Regions from separate parts of the Homo sapiens genome. Here all the other regions are linked to region 2. A link is an interaction called in ENCODE POLR2A ChIA-PET data of the cell type or tissue named here. Cell type or tissue: GM12878. All regions are shown on one strand. Region 1 overlaps DTNBP1 (dystrobrevin binding protein 1). Region 2 overlaps JARID2 (jumonji and AT-rich interaction domain containing 2). Region 3 overlaps JARID2 (jumonji and AT-rich interaction domain containing 2). Region 4 overlaps JARID2 (jumonji and AT-rich interaction domain containing 2).

Evidence for each region. Peaks named below come from ENCODE experiments on the same cell type or tissue, not always from the same donor. Only the 100,000 strongest peaks of a DNase experiment are listed, where the experiment ranks them.
Region 1: POLR2A ChIA-PET joins it to region 2 with 8 read pairs; 2 of 35 experiments call an interaction of 5 or more read pairs at or near these places.
Region 3: POLR2A ChIA-PET joins it to region 2 with 5 read pairs; 3 of 35 experiments call an interaction of 5 or more read pairs at or near these places.
Region 4: POLR2A ChIA-PET joins it to region 2 with 6 read pairs; 12 of 35 experiments call an interaction of 5 or more read pairs at or near these places.

What each region holds. Positions count from the first base shown.
Region 1 is chr6:15,588,882-15,592,881 of GRCh38, reverse strand. The region is part of intron 7 of DTNBP1 (dystrobrevin binding protein 1); the gene reads left to right. Among named protein-coding and RNA genes, the nearest start is that of DTNBP1-AS1, 45 kb to the right of the region's middle. In GM12878, no CTCF peak of the experiment used is centred here; no DNase peak of the experiment used is centred here.
Region 2 is chr6:15,418,900-15,422,899 of GRCh38, reverse strand. The region is part of intron 3 of JARID2 (jumonji and AT-rich interaction domain containing 2); the gene reads right to left. Among named protein-coding and RNA genes, the nearest start is that of DTNBP1-AS1, 130 kb to the left of the region's middle. RefSeq lists an enhancer at 341-400. In GM12878, no CTCF peak of the experiment used is centred here; DNase peaks (open chromatin) are centred at 358 and 1,601; H3K4me3 peaks cover 885 bases; H3K27ac peaks cover 2,364 bases.
Region 3 is chr6:15,479,745-15,483,744 of GRCh38, reverse strand. The region is part of intron 5 of JARID2 (jumonji and AT-rich interaction domain containing 2); the gene reads right to left. Among named protein-coding and RNA genes, the nearest start is that of DTNBP1-AS1, 64 kb to the left of the region's middle. In GM12878, no CTCF peak of the experiment used is centred here; a DNase peak (open chromatin) is centred at 1,638.
Region 4 is chr6:15,252,297-15,256,296 of GRCh38, reverse strand. All of the region lies in intron 1 of JARID2 (jumonji and AT-rich interaction domain containing 2), which reads right to left. Among named protein-coding and RNA genes, the nearest start is that of JARID2-AS1, 5.6 kb to the right of the region's middle. RefSeq lists enhancers at 1,780-1,849, 3,882-4,000. In GM12878, a CTCF peak has its summit at 2,154 (motif pointing left); DNase peaks (open chromatin) are centred at 266, 586, 2,026 and 2,396; H3K4me3 peaks cover 3,808 bases; H3K27ac peaks cover 4,000 bases.

The DNA of each region.
Region 1 (4,000 bases), 170 kb before region 2:
ACATGTACCAAGTGAGAGTTCCTGCTAATGACCTTTATAAGTGGTGTGTTAGGAAGGTGCAGTGCTAACTTTGAGGTTGTTGAGAATCATAGTTTAAGAAGATTCTGGTTTCTCTTGTACAGTCTGGGCCATGTGGAAAGGGAATGGTGACAAAGATCAAGAGGTGCCCCTGTAATTGACCTTGCAGTCACTCGAACCTCCTGAGAGGTCTTCAGTGCTGGGCCCTGCTCTGCTGCTGTCTTGTGACTTTGGATGAGTCTCTTACCTTTTCAGGCACAGTTTCTCTCTCCATCTGTAAAATTAGAGGCTCAGATGAAATATATTCTGAGATTCCAAAAGCACCCAGCATTACTTTTTACTTTTAGGGAATGCCTGAAGGAGGGACGCTAGAGAATAATTCTTGGTTATGTTGACCCTTACTGGTCATGGAGAAACACTAGTGAAAAACAGAAAAAAACACAAACTTTCCAGCAGCTCAAGGTTCTTCCAGTTTCCCATTTTTCAATTAATTACTCATGAGCAATTAAGTAGTAGAAATCCTATTCTCGAGAGATTCATTTCAATAACTGAGAAAACTTTTTGAATTACTTATTAAATCACTTCTGATTTTGTTGTTTTATGCTTATTATACTTCACGTATAAACCAGCATTGTCCTTTAGATTTACCGAATGGTTAAAGATTTCCAAGTATATCATTTATGGTTGAATTGTTTATATGTGTGATCTGTTTGGATTTAGAAAAAATGACAAATTCTCAAGATAAAAGGTATAAAGGCATATTCCTCCTATAGCTATTATTGAACAGCTTTGTTTGGCTGGATTTCTGTTTGACCTACTACGGCTCTAGTAAATGATTAAGTTCATGGCCAGTTTGTTGAAGGTAATGTTAAATGATCATGTGATACAATGTGTTGTCATGGCTGTCATTGTTCTTAATTCAATTTGTAAACCACTACTTGTATACATTCTTTTTTCAATCAGTGGTTTAAAATAAGATTTGAAATCCTTATAAAATGCCTTTTCCTTCTCATTCTTTTCTTTTGGTTGACTAGTTTAGTATCTTCTTATATAACAGTAAGAGATGAAAAAAACAATCAAGTTAATATTAAAAGACAGGGCAGGGACACAGATTATGTAAAATGTCAGTTTTACTTGCATCTCAGTGCTGAGGCGTACTTTTTTTAGTGTGACAATATTCAGAGAAAAAGAAGAGAATAGCAGTTTGCAAAAGGTTAGGTAGTGTTGTATATTACCCGATAGAATAATTCAATTTAGGCTGAAATATCTTGTTTATACACACATTCCTAATTATGTACAATTAACAGCACATCAAATCCACCCACAGTCCAATTAAAGATCTCAAATATGAACAAACCCTAAATTGAATGTTGCATTATATCTAGATTTTTATTATCAGTGTTCATTCAAAATTGTTTCTTCTTGAGTGTTTTGCTAATATTTTTAAAACGTGGCCTGGGCATGGTAGCTCACGCCTGTAATCCCAGCACTTTGGAAGGGCCTCCTTTGGGAGGCCGAGGGGGATCACCTGAGGTCAGGAGTTCAAGACCAGCCTGGCCAACATGGTGAAACCCCATCTCTACTAAAAATTCAAAAACTAGTCAGGCGTGGTGGTACCCCCAGCTACTCAGGAGGCTAAGGCAGGAGAATCGCTTGAACCTGGGAGGTGGAGGTTGCAGTGAGCCAAGATTATGCCACTGCACTCCAGCCTGTGCCACAGAATGAGACTCTTGTCTCAAAAAAAAAAAAAAAAGTACCCTATAACAAGAAAAACAGAAATTTAATAGCTCTTCCAAAGTATTAGTGAAGAAAAAAAGTTGTAAAAGTTTGTTCGAACATATTGTGGCAATTTATTATTTTTTGAATATTGCCTTTTTCCTTTTCAGGTTGCAGGAAAATAAAAGGTGTTACTTCCTCCAATTGCTTTATTCAACTTATATTTAGAAGCTCTTTTCTAAATTGGGGGAAAACTAACTTTTGAGAACCAAAATACCAAATTAGTAACCCTCAAAGTTAGTAATGTAGATTAATATCATCCACCATGTTCTGGATTCTCCCTTCTAATACTCCATTGAGGTTGATGAGTTACGTTCACCTTCTGGTGCATATGGCCAATCTCTACAAGATTATTGAAACCAGTTGTTGTTCTTATTTTAATATTGGCAGTAGGAAATTTTTCTGTGTTCCCCAAATACTGCATTCATTTAAAATTTTTAGTGACATCACTCAAATATTAGACAGCAGAAAAAGAGGATAGGATCATAAAAGTCCTTATTTTATATTTTTAATGGGGAAGGAATTCCATTATTGTAAGCACATGTAGAGTACATAAGCTTTCATAGTCTTTAAAGACATAAGACATTGAAGACTTAGCTCTGGAAAGCAGAGCCAGTGGATGAGGTAGGACAAAAGTGGTCAGAGAAACAGGAAGACTAAGGCAACGTAGTGACAAAAAAACTACAGAGGAGAGTTTAAAGGAGGAAAGGTGGTTATCCATAATATAAGTAATGCAGAGAAGTTGAGCTGAATGGAGAGAGCCTGTTGGATTTGACAATGAACAGGTCATTGGTGACCTGAAAGAGCTGTTTGTAAAGGTTGAATCCGAATTGAAAATCAGAAGTGTATGAATAGGCCGGGCATGGTGGCTCACGCCTGTAATCCTAGCACTTTGGAAGGCTGAGGCAAGCGGATCACTTGAGGTCAGGCATTCGAGAACAACCTGGCCAGCATGGTGAAACCCCATCTCTACTAAAAATACAAAAAATTAGCCCAGCGTGGTGGTGGGCGCCTATAGTCCCAGCTACTTGGGAGGCTGGGGCATGAGAATTGCTTGAACCTGGGAGGCAGAGGCTGCAGTGAGTGAGCCAAGATTGTGCCACTGCACTCCAGCCTTGGCAACAGAGTAAGACTCTGTCTCCAAAAAAAGAAGTGTATGAGTAGTTAGGAAATAAAGGTGACATGAACTAACTATTCAATCATGAATGGTAGAAAAAAATGAAAATGTAATGAGATGGGATCCGGGTCAAAGTCAGGGGAGGTATAGTTGAAGATATTGAAGGAGTCATTATGATACCAAAGAAAATGGAAAGAAGTGGTATCCAGATAGGTTATCCTTGGAGAGTATCCAGGGATGTCTCTTTTCCTAAGACCTTAGAGAAGGAAAGGATGGCTGATAATATAGGGAAAAGTTGACATGGAAGGATTAAATAATTTTTTGAGAATTCACGTAAGGAATGATAATCTGAATTTTCAGGGCTAGGCTCAGAAGCAGAAATAAAAAAGCAAAACAAATATGCTTTGGTTAACACAGAGTTGGAAATGGGAAGACATGTAAGATGGGCCAGCAGGCATGGTAACCATGGATGCTAGTGAGACTATGATTGAAATGATTGGCTGTGGAGTTCTGACTAGAGAGAGGGGAGGCCTGACCAGACCAGCAGAATAAGCAGGCTGAATGGTACAGGTGAGGTACCCCGTAAAGGGGAAGAACACTTTTAGTGGTTGAGGTGGATCTTGTGGTCAAAGAAGAGATTTCAGTTTGAAATCTTAGAAGGGGAGCAATTCCCAGTGATGATGATGGCTAAATTTGAGTAAAAATAGAAGGCACCAAGTCATCTGACTTGGAGACTTCTGAGGCTGTGAGGAGTCTCACTTGTTTGGATGACTCGTGGATGTGGCTTATGCATATTACTGGCTTGGCAGCCCTTAGCATGTTACAGATAGGGATGATGATGCTAGGTGGTAAACTTCAGTAGAATTTGTTGGTTCACTTCAAGAGTTGGCTTAACGTGTGAGACAAAACTATTCAGCTGCCATTGAACAATACTTAAGTGACTCAGGTTGGATGATGTTACTGTCCTCTGTCCTCAGGGAGCTAAAGGACTGTGGCAAAGCTTATAGATTAGAAAGGCAAATATATAATTTGAATATAATATAGAAATAATAGAAATAAGTACACTAAGGTGGGAGTAATTAACCAGAG
Region 2 (4,000 bases):
TTAATGAGAAAAAAGGAGCTGCTTCCTGTAAACTGGAGCAATACAAAAGATTGTTTTATAATCCCAAAACAGAGTCACATAAGCAGTATTCTGCCAAGCACTTAAAATTCTGAGAGAGGGAGGGGGAGCGGGGAAGCCCACACAAAACCAGTCAGATTTCGTGTTTATTTGACCAGCTTCATCTATTGTGTAGACACCCATGGTGGGGCTCTATTTCCTGATGGGGAAGCAGAAGTGGGGAGACACAGCCACCATCTTGGGTACCCCTAGAGCAGAGGTGAGAAATTGTGAGTTAAATGAGGTCTGAACCAAGGGTTTTTGCTGCAGGGAAAGAACCTGACCACGAATGTCGATGAGCAGCATGTGCAGCCTCCAGGAAACAGAGCATGCACAGCCCAGCGAGAATTGCTGGCACACTCAGAAAACGCTTCCTTAGCTCTGTGCTATCCAACCTCAGACACTGAAACCCAGGAACTCAGGTTCACCTTGCTGATCAAGGTGAAGGCACAGTGCGTGAAATACAAACTTCCCTCCCACACTTGGAAGATTTCCATGGGAAAGGTGAATATGCACAAGCAAGCACTGTGATGTGAGCCACCCCAAACCTACCAACTCCAGCTCACTGCAGGAAAAGTAAAGAAAAAGAGTATTCGTCCAGAAGGACAGAGAACCACCCACTAAAATCAACAAGTAATCACAGATCTACTTGCAGCAGCTACCTGAAACAACAGTCAGCTGAGCTGGGCCCTCTCCTGGACGCGCTTCTCTCCAGGGTCCTTAAACAAAAGGACCTCTAACATTGGAGGACCCAAGAGAGGATTTCGGGAGCTGTAGGTTCTGCTCAAGATAAGCTAAAACTTTTCCCCTTTCTATCCATCGCTCAGTTTATAATGAAGCAAGGCATTTCATGTACTTCAGAAAAGAAGGAATACATCCCTTGGCAGAAGAGATTATTTACTAGAAGAGGTCAGCTGAAGAGTAACACTAGGCATGACAGCAAGAGGTGCCCCTCAGCACAGTTGTGGACCAGGCCAGACCCCAGTTCAAACTGCACCCCCACCCCCAGTACAGCTCACCAAGCCAACTGCTGTCCAGATGCACACACCTGAAAATTCAGACCTACATTTGCTACAACTTATGGAAGGTGACATGGTACAGTGGCAAAGTCCAGGCATTATAGATGTGAAAGCTTAGATCCAAATCCTATTAACTCAGCTGCCAAGTGAGGGTGGTAAAACCTTAAAAACAGGTATTTCAAAAGAATTAAGGTAAAAATTTTTAGCACAATATTATCTAGGCTAAGGTCAGTTCTTCCTAACGGAAGAGACAGATTACATAGCTTCAAAGAAGGACTTCTAATAGTCACAGGCTTTATTATGGAATGGAGTTTACTATTTTTATTATAGGCCGAATGCTTATGTTTATTAATTTTGAATTTTTTTTCTTGGAGTCAGGGCTTACTTACGCTGTTCACCTTTTTTTTTTTTTAAAGACTAACAAAACTAAATGAAAAGCTATGACCGTGGCTAGTTCCATTTCCTGATGGTACGTGTCTCTCTCACACTCTCATTCAACATTCAAAGAACAGAAAGAACTTCCGCTTTTAGTGAAGCTAGACAGGATTTATACCTCTTGCCTGTCTGAAAGAACTAAAAATCCACACAAAACAACGGCCACCATATAGCAACATACTGTGATCCCTGACGGATGGAAAACAAATGATCCCTCCAGCTCACTGCCCTGAGAGAATGTCCAGGCTGCAGCAGTTACGGAAAGGGCAAGCAGAGCCGGGGTTGAGAAACACAAGGGGAGGCCAAGGTGATATAATGTGTAAGGCAGAGCACAGCAGAGGCCAGAGCCACACAGACAACAATGGAATCTGCCAAAGGCGCTCCTCATGTCTTCCGCTGAGTACTAACAAGCACATTTGTGTTAGGAAGCTACCCAAGAGAAAGTATTTCCAGAAAGGATTAGCAGGAACAGTATCCAAATTGTAAAAGCACCAGGAATAGTGCCCATTCTTACTAGCCTACATGGTAAACATAATCCATAGGACATCAAGTAAAATACTCGTAAGGGTTTTTGCCTGAGTAGCAGGGAAACAATGCCTCACAGTAAACACTGCTTTGGCCCTACCTAACCATGCTTGAAACCAAGATCCAAACAGATCAAACTGTTCCCTAATAATCAGATCTCAGAACAATGCTCAAGAATATGTAGAGAAATACGAACATTTCCCACAGCCAGAGAAAAATTTAGTGTCTGTCAAGTAATAAAAAGCTACCAGACATGCAAAGATGCAGGAAAATATGACTGATGAGGAGGAAGATTAATCAATCAAAACTGTTTTGTAAATAATGGAAGACAAAAATAGCACATATACTCAAATATCTCTTGTAACTGTACTCCACATGTTCAAGAAACACCAAAGAATAAGCATATTACTAGAGACACTGAAGATTATGGAAAGACCAAAATCTAACTTCTTTTTTTTTTTTTTATGGAGTCTTGCTCTGTCACCCAGGCTGTAGTGCAGTGGTGTGATCTTGGCTCACTGCAACCTCCGCCTCCTGGGTTCAAGCAATTCTCCTGCCTCAGCCTCCTGAGTAGCTGGGATTACAGATGCGCACCACCACGCCCAGCTAATTTTTGTATTTTTAGTAGAGACAGGGTTTCACCATGTTGGCCAGGAAGGTCTTGAACTCCTGACCTGGTGATCCACCCGCCTCGGCCTCCCGAAGTGCTAGGATTACAGGCGTGCCCAGCTGTAACTTCTAAAATATAATAACAATGTCTGAGATAAAAGATATATTCAATAGTCTTACCAGCAGATTTAGGGTATAAACTATCTAAAATGCAACATACAGATCAAAAAAGGAACAAAACACATGAGCTATGGGACAACTTCAGAGTAATATATATGAAAATTAGGTCCCCAAAGGGGAGACGAATGCACACGAAAATATTTGAAATAATAATGGCTCTAATTTTTCCATAGTAAATGAAATCTACAAACCTAATACACTCAATGAATCTCAAACTCTGGAAATAAAAACTGCCAAGGCACATCGTATCAAATTGCCTAAAACCAGTAAGGGATTCAAAAGAAAATTGTGGTAAATGATTGCTCCTACAAAGCTATGAAAATAACAACAGGATTCTCATCAGAAATGATGCACATCGGGACAGTGGGGCAGTGTCACTGAAGTACTGATGGTGAATGACTATTAACCTAAAATTTTATACCCAGCAAAAATATCTATAAGAAATGAAGGTGTATTTTGTATAACTGCATGTAATTCTACAATTATCATAAAAGTATTTTTTTAATGTGGGTGAAATGAGATCTTCCCAGACATACAAAAGCTGAATGATCAACAGCAGACCTAATGTTAGAAATGTTAAAATCCTTCAAGCAAAAGCAAATGCAAATGATACTAGAAACAAAAATGGCAACTACGTAGATAACTTGAAACAGAAGATAGGCGAGATTTACCCATATTTACTTTATATTTACTTCCACATCTTTTGTGTTCAAAACTGCCACATCATAATCTATTACTCAATTTTTCTTTACTTTCTGTAGTAGAGAGTACATTTCACCCATGATAACTCTAAAGTTGAAAATTAAACTAGTACTTCTCTTATTTATAAAATATATCTCCAGGTTGTAAGAACAAAATAAACTCCAAATAACCTGATCAGTGGAAGCTTCTAAATATAAATCAAGGGTTAAGAGAAATGTTAAGCCTTTTGCTGATTGTTTTGCTTTCACTTTTTTGCATTTAATAGTAAATTATACTACTAATTTATTTTTGATACAGGAATGAGTAAAAACTAGGCACTTATTTAATATAATTCCAATTATTAAGGATGCTCACTTTGAATAATCCCAATTCATGCATGCTATCAAGAAGATTCGTATACATTTGGGCTTATCTTCCTTTCAAACTCGAAGTAAATAAAAGTATTTTATACCATCAAAGTAACTCAGACCAAA
Region 3 (4,000 bases), 61 kb before region 2:
AAAATATGTCCACATAAAAACTTGCACACAAATATTCACAGCAGAATTATTACTAATCGTTAAAAATTGGGGGAAATCACCGAAGATCCAACTGATATTTATTTAGATAAAGTGGTATATCCATACAATGAAGTATTAGCCATAAAAAGGAAATCAAGTATTGATACATGCTACAGTACATTTAATGGGTATATTCTATAATGTGTGAATTTTATCTCAACAAAATATATTTTTAAAATATGGGTGAAATCACGGGTACTTTAGCATAAACAAAGGCAATGGCACCAAACTACTATACACTAGTCTAATATGCATTTCATCCCTACCATGGATTAGTAGCAGTTAAAAAAAAAAAACAGCCAGTTTCACTTAAGAATGACCTTGATAAAGTCATACAAACAGTGAGTATGACTGAATCATGGCCCCTGAGCACACATACTTTGTGTGACAAGATGCTATTACACATAAAGCACTTCTCCTATATACAGAAATACAATGATCATCTCTAGGGAAAAGCACTTGTGTGATTGTGCAAGTTTTGGGCTAGCCCCTTTTTCATAGGATGTTGTTTTTATTTCAAGAAGGACCAACACACTATAGTTCTTCGGACTTAGTTATTTGTAGTTTTTACTTAGTTACTAGATTTTTTTCAAAAATGAACAAAGCAAGCCTGTCTATTCAAGGAAAGTAACTAATAGTCGTTGCTGCCAATGACAGAATTCATGCTTTCAGGCAAAAATTAGAATTTCAGAAAACCAGTATCTGCCATCATGAGTTCGACAGAAATTCTTTGATGATGTACCCTTGTTCATTACCAAAGGTGCTAACAAGAACTCACTGAACCATTATTTTCAAATGAACAACATAGGATGCTACAAAACAGTGCATGGGTTAAAGGTCCATTCAAAGAAAAAGACAAACCAATGGATATTAATGTAACAGTATGAAAAGTTCACTGATACAGGTACAGGTTCCCAGAGCAACTGACCTGTAGGAAACTACCAGTAGAGCCTACTATCCTATCAAGTACTGAAATCATCTACAAAGACCGTTTCCCATGTACATACATATTTATCCAAAGCTGATTTTCTTCATATACATCAACCAAACTATGTACTGCAACACTCAAGAGATGAATACAGAAGCAATCATAATATGGCTGTATCCTACTTAGTAAGACATTAACGGGATTAACAAAAAGGTCAAATAATGTAACTCTTAATAAGTTTTTGGTTTTGGACTATGATTATTTTTCATTAAAAAATGCTATATGTGTTTAACACGTAACTGGTTTGTGTCATTTTTTAAATGAATAAATATCTTAAAGTGTCTTAACTTTTAATTCTAATATGGTAGATATGAGAATTAAAGCTGATATTAATAAATATAATCCACATTAATAAAAGCCTTTTGGGGTCCCTCAATAACTTCTAAAAGTAGAAAGGGGTCTGGAATTCAAAATGCCTGAAACCCTGGGGCCAGATCATCTGTTCCATTACTCCTTACATGATGATTTCAAGAAGCTTGATGTGTCACATAAAAACTGACAGGAGTCACCTGTTCGGTGATAAATCACTTGGCAGGGCAAGGCCAGTTGCTAAGCTGGGACTTTCACAGACACTTGAAGAGTGTGACTGTGGTTAGTCAGCAGTATCTTTCTTATCTGAAAAAAACAGATCCTTCATTGCAGTATCCGTACCTGAAACCAGATGCACAACTCTTTGATTGTATTTTGAGGTCACAAAACCTACTGCTCAGGAAAATACTATGGACAGCAAAGCGGTGAGTACCAGGATTATAGGAAAGGGGAAACGGAGACGAGAGGGAGGCAGGTGAAATTAACATAGTGAACCATAAACTGGCTGCCCTGAAGACTTCAGCAAGGTACTCTACTAAAGAATATTTTGATGAGATATCTGGAAATGGAAGAGTTTTCAAACATACGGAAATTAAAAACTGAATCAAATTAACTTTCATTTGCAAACAAAGAGAAGGTTTCCAACCAAACCCACTTTTTGTAACCATCATGCTGTTTTAGAGCAGCGATATACCCAAATGGCAAACATAGCCAGAAAGTCAAATCATGTGTTAAACGGGAAGTAAAGGGGGCAGGGGGAGGACTGGGCAACACCGACAGAGCCAAAGACAAGGTATATTTTGTACTCAACAGCTCATTAATTTTAAGTGTCGTGGGAACCTGCCAGTTTTACTCCTCCAAGTAATTATCTTTTGTCTTAATTTGTAAGATTTGAGAAAGGGAGAGAAGAGGAAAGGAAAAAAAATATTCACTCTCACAGGGAAAGATTAAACCCTGTGAACATAAGAGAGAGAAAGACAGAAAGTTCAATGTATAGAAGTCCTCCACACACTGTCCCCAATTAAAAGAAATAATTGGACTAGTTTCTTTAAGGAGAGAAAAAAAGCATTCATCACTGTGAACCATATTAGGAAATTGTATTGTACTCAGATACAAATAGCTTTACATTAACGAACAGAGACAAATATATTGATTTGTATACACATACTCTGAAAGTTAAACGGCCTATAGAAAAGTGTTTTCACACCACGGCAGGCAAAATCTTTAAATCCAAAGGCTATTATTTTGATTTAGGGTCACCTCATCCCTGAGAAGGTAAGATTTGCTCCCAATGAGGGATGAAAAAGATATGGGCAAAAGAAGTTACTTTAGAAACATATTTAATAGCAATCCTGTAACAATTTGAAAGGCAGAGAGATACACTTTCCTAGGGGAATTCACAACTATACCTCCAGGGAGCTTGTCCTAAACAATGTTCCCCAAAAGCTTTGTTCGCATATTTAGATGCTGACACAAGTTTCCTGGAAGAGACCCTCAAGGAAGGCAGCCCTATGAGAAACTGATCGCAAGGTTTTTAATACCCTCACTCCATGCACAGACTCTTGATTTTGATGTCTAGTTCTGCTCACCAACCCCGTTTGGGCCTCAATTCCCTGAACTACAGACCAGCTGGCTGCTTCCTCTTATCCGCCCTCCAGGACTTGCTGAAGTATTTTGAATAAAGTATATAAGTGCTTTGCGTTCTTCAGAGAAAGGAGTTGCGCAAATATAAGAAGAATGATCTTTTCGAAAGCTCTTGCTGCAATGGCAAAGATCCACATGTGAAAAATATAATTTTTAGAGAAAGCTGACAAAGCTGGCCTTCTACTTTTACCTGTCTCCAAGCGCCTCCCAGAACCAGACGCCCCTATCTTGCCAATTACCCATGCTAATAAAGGCACCTCATCCAAACACAAGAGGGAATCCTGATGTGTATTATTAGATTATTAGATGTGTATGAAACAGGAGTCCTTACTTGGCATCCAGCAAAAGTTATAAGATATCCTGGAATTATGCAGTGTATGACCTGAAATAATACAGTTCAGAAGGCCTAACCTCCTTGAAAGAGAAAAATCCAGACAAGGACCATTACAGAAAGTCAGCCGAAACATCTGCTAGCAAGGCAACAAAGGAAAAGAAGACCCTGAAGATGGGACCGAACTAACCCCCAAATTAAAATACCTTCTTCCTGTCCACACCCCAAAACAAACGAAAGGGGCAAAAAAAAGAATCACTGTAAATAAAGAAGAAATGTGTTAAGCAAGGGAAAAGAGATCCACCGCAAGTTTCTGATCTCAAGCCAGATATTTAAATGTACGCTTCATGTCATTACAAGGCATCCCTTCCTTGGGCAAGACACAGACTCCGTCAATTGGCTGGCATTAAATCCCTGTTACTGTACAAAAGCCACACTTGCTCCCTGGAGCCAGTTCAACTTTGAGTCACTATTGTCTGAAAACAATGGAATGTCTGCCAACCTGTGCCAACAGTTCAAATGGATTTTAATGTAGCATGTGTGAGTGCTGTAACCCGGTTTGCCCTGGGCCAAAACAGCTCCACCATCCACGTGTAAAACTAGGGAAAGCTGCAAGAACACAGCTTAGGTGAGCAAAACCCCCATTATCACCTTGCATCCAGCCAGCA
Region 4 (4,000 bases), 170 kb after region 2:
AGCCTTGTTCTGTTTCCCAATGTGCATCTGCTACTTGCTATCAGCTTGCTTTATTAAGAATCAAAGTGCAGAATTCATTTGATTCATTTATATCTGAGTCAGCTAGGAAGGCCGCCGGCAGGCCTGATGTCTCCAGGTTGGTGATTTCCAACTGGGTAATAATACCTTGAGCATTTGTGCAGCAGTATGCAGTTTACAAAGTGCTTTCACATCAAAAATTCCCCTGCCTCTCCCAGCAACAAGCCTGTGAAGTGCATGAAATAAGTTGTCCAGATGAGGAAATAGCTCAGCGAGGTTGTATAGCCTGCCTGGAGTCACACAGCCAGTTTAACACAAGGCCAAACTTGAAGTAGGCTCACATTCCCAACCTTGTCCATTACTGCAGAGGTACCCCATATATTCACAAGCCTGTCCAAATCTGAGGCATTTCATTACTTAGGTCCATTTAGTAGCAGTAATAAGGCATATACACAAAGCACAAAAGTCTGCTGCTTAACAGAATAAGCATTCACTCAGCCCCCTTCTGCAAACCTATAGAAGGACTAAATGCAAGAAACACATGCTCAGCCCTAATCCCTTCTCATTTCCTCCTGGCACCTGTTTCTGCCCCCACAGGCACCAAACACTCTAACAGCTGGCTGAAACCGAGAGAGAACCAACAGATAATACACTACCACTTCAGACCAAGCTCTCACCAAAATGGTGGCTGGGAAATAATGGAGACAGAACCACCAAGATTTTAAGAGATCAATAAACTGGGTGTCAGAAGATCTCCCACATTCTCCTGTCCCAGTAAACCAGGTCTCCAGGTAGACAAGAGTCACACAACCTATCCTTTTCACTCCTCCTCCTCACCTCCCCCGAAAAAAAGTTACTGTTAAGAATTCCTAATTGGGCCAGGCGCAGTGGCTCACGCCTGTAATCCCAGCACTTTGGGAGGCTGAGGCGGGCTGATCACAAGGTCAAGAGATAGAGACCATCCTGGCCAACAGGGTGAAACCCCGTCTCTACTAAAAATACAAAAATTAGCTGGGCATGGTCGTGTGTGCCTGTAGTCCCAGCTACTCGAGAGGATGAGGCAGGAAAATGAGATAGCGCCACTGTACTCCAGCCTGGCAACAAAGTGAGACTCGTCTCAAAAAAAAAAAAAAAAAAAAAGAATTCCTAGTTTACCAATGTGTATGACGGAAGACTCTTACTGGGAGTATGGAGGGGCAAAACTGTGGTTACACAGTGGTTGTTTTTGTGTGTTTTTGTGGTGTTTTTTTTTTGTTTTTTGTTTTGTTTTTTTTGGAGACAGAGTCTCACTCACCTCACTGCAACCTCCATCCTCCTCAAGTAATTCTCCTGCCTCGGCCTTCCAAGTAGCTGGGATTACAGGTGCCCACCACCACGCCTGGCTAACTTTTTTGCATTTTTAGTAGAGACGGAGTTTCACCATGTTGGCCAGGCTAGTCTAGAACTCCTGACCTGAAGTGATCCGCTCACCTCGGCCTTCGAAAGTGCTGGGATTACGGGCATGAGCCACCGCGCCCGGCCCTGTGGCTATGTATTTTGTTAACCTTCTAGGAGCATGGTAAATAAACACTGCTGTTGATAATATTTCAGTGTTCACTGGCCTTCCTCTTCATGGGTGGTGGAGCTTGACAGACTTACAAAATTAGAACTTAAAATCCAATTGAGACCTTTTAGGCAGCACCAGCTCTCAAGAATAGCTCTCAAAAACTTCTACCAGTAGGGTTCCTCTTTCTCTAACACCCGCATCTGTCCCATGATTATGTAAGTAATCATGTATAATGTTCCCATTACTCACACCGCCTCATTAACACATCTGGACAGCCTTTGTTTAATGGATGGCCCAGCCCCTAGTGAGGACTGAGGGCATATGATTTCCCCAGTGCTCCATGGTCCCCTAAGCCTCAAAGTCAGGGGCAATGATACAAGTACAAGAAAAAGTCAACAGCCCTGGGAAATCAAACTGGTTCCTGCAAGTCTGGAGAACTGCAGCCCACACTGGGCCTCAGATACACCCAAGAATGTGGTGGGGGCATTTGTAAAACTAGAAGAGCACAAACCATCCAGTCCCAAGGGACACGGGATGTCAGTCTTCCAATGATGACTCAAAGAGACAGCCAGCTGGGTATAAGGGGGTAGCTCCACCAACTGGTTCTTCAAAAAACAACAAATACAAACATGCAGGGAAGACGGACACTTCTGACAAAACTGCCCTCCCTTCCAACTTTCCCAAGCAAAAAGCCTCTCCAAAGGCTGCCAACAGTCCCTTTTACAACCTTTTCTTCTCCCCTTTTTGGGGCTCCACTGATCGTTCATGTTACTTCTATGTCCTCTGAACTCAAAAGGGGGGAGCAAATTCAGAAAACTAACCATCTGACTGGTTTTTCACCTTACTTGTCTCATCTATAAAATGGACTCAAAAACCCCTTTTCTCAGACAAACTCACAATGTAGGCGGTTATTTCAGAATTGACTGAGTCCTCTCTTCACAATCCCGTTAAGAGAAGTGGGTGTTGTGTCGTCATCTGGAGGTGTTTTCTATAATCCATGCTTTTCTGGGACATTTCTTCAAATGGAAAAAAGAACCCCAGTAGAGGTGGGCAGCACCCTTAAAATAGTAAAATCTGTGGCAAGACAAACTGTGGTACAAGTGTAAAAAAAAAACCAGAAACCCAGAGTGGTAGTCGAGCTGCCAGTCGCTGCTCACGCAGGAATGATCTATACTTTGCCCTCTGGAACAATCTGCGTGGGCTCTTTCCTACAGCCTAAGAGAGCAAGAAAGACAAAAGCCACCTGCAAGAAGTGACAGGAACAGGAAGTCCTGGAAACATGAGTCTTCCACCAAGAGCAAAATGACAGGTCAGCTCCACTTTCGATAATTTTATTCTGAATCAGAACTGCATTTTAAAAATCCTTATTTGGCCAGGCACGGTGGCTCACGCCTGTAATTCCAACACTTTGGGAGGCTGAGGTGGGCAGATCATGAGGTCAGGAGTTCAATACCAGCCTGGCCAACATAGTGAAACCCCGTCTTTACTAAAAATACAAAAATGAGCCGGGTGTGGTGGCACACGCTGGTTAGTCCCAGCTACTCGGGAGGCTGAGGCGGGAGAATAGCTTGAACCCAGGAGCTGGAGGCTGCAGTGAACAGAGACCACGCCACTGCACTCCAGCCTGGGTGAGAGAGAGAGACTCCTCTGTCTCAAAAAAAAAAATCCTTATTAAAAAAACCTGAAGCTGGCAGAAGGTTATAGGATTGTCTGAAGTCCCAAGAAAGATTAAAACCTAGAAGGATAATGAGAATAAAATCTCGCTCACTCTTCTTCTACAAAAATGTAGACAGATACCACGGAGTTCTCACCTCCTAGAATAAAAGATGCCTGCAAGGGTGAGGCAAGTATGGAAAAGGTTTATGGACAAAAGGAATCAGAAAAACAAAGACTGGGGGCCTGGAAAAGCAATTGAGGCTTGTCTTAGGGAGTCACAGGATATAAAGAGTACAGTTATCTGGAGGACGGAAAAAAAACGAAAGATAATTGAGCACATGAAAAAACAGATTCATTTGGTTTCATTTTTATTAACAGGTAAGGCTTAAGGATTTAAAATGGAACAGACCTTCCACAATATCTCATAAGTAAAACAATATATAATTAAAGTTGCCAGATTACAAGATAGAAGCTTCTGAACTCCATGAATTAGGTGCAAAATTACTAATCTTTCTGCTCCCTGCCACTCAGTAAATGGCACAATTATTTTAACTCCAAAAGTAATACAATCACCTCAGTAGGACTACTTTAAACTGATCCACACTTTACATGTTACATGGCATGAAGCAGACAGGGAGTCCAGTTTAGCATGCGGGGATTAAGGCTAAACACAGTTGGAAGCACTCTTATCAGAGATGACAAGAACCAGAAGTTGGTTAGTTAATGGGAACAAGTTTGTTAGATAACAAACAATTTTTAAAAAAAAAAGGTATTCCCTAA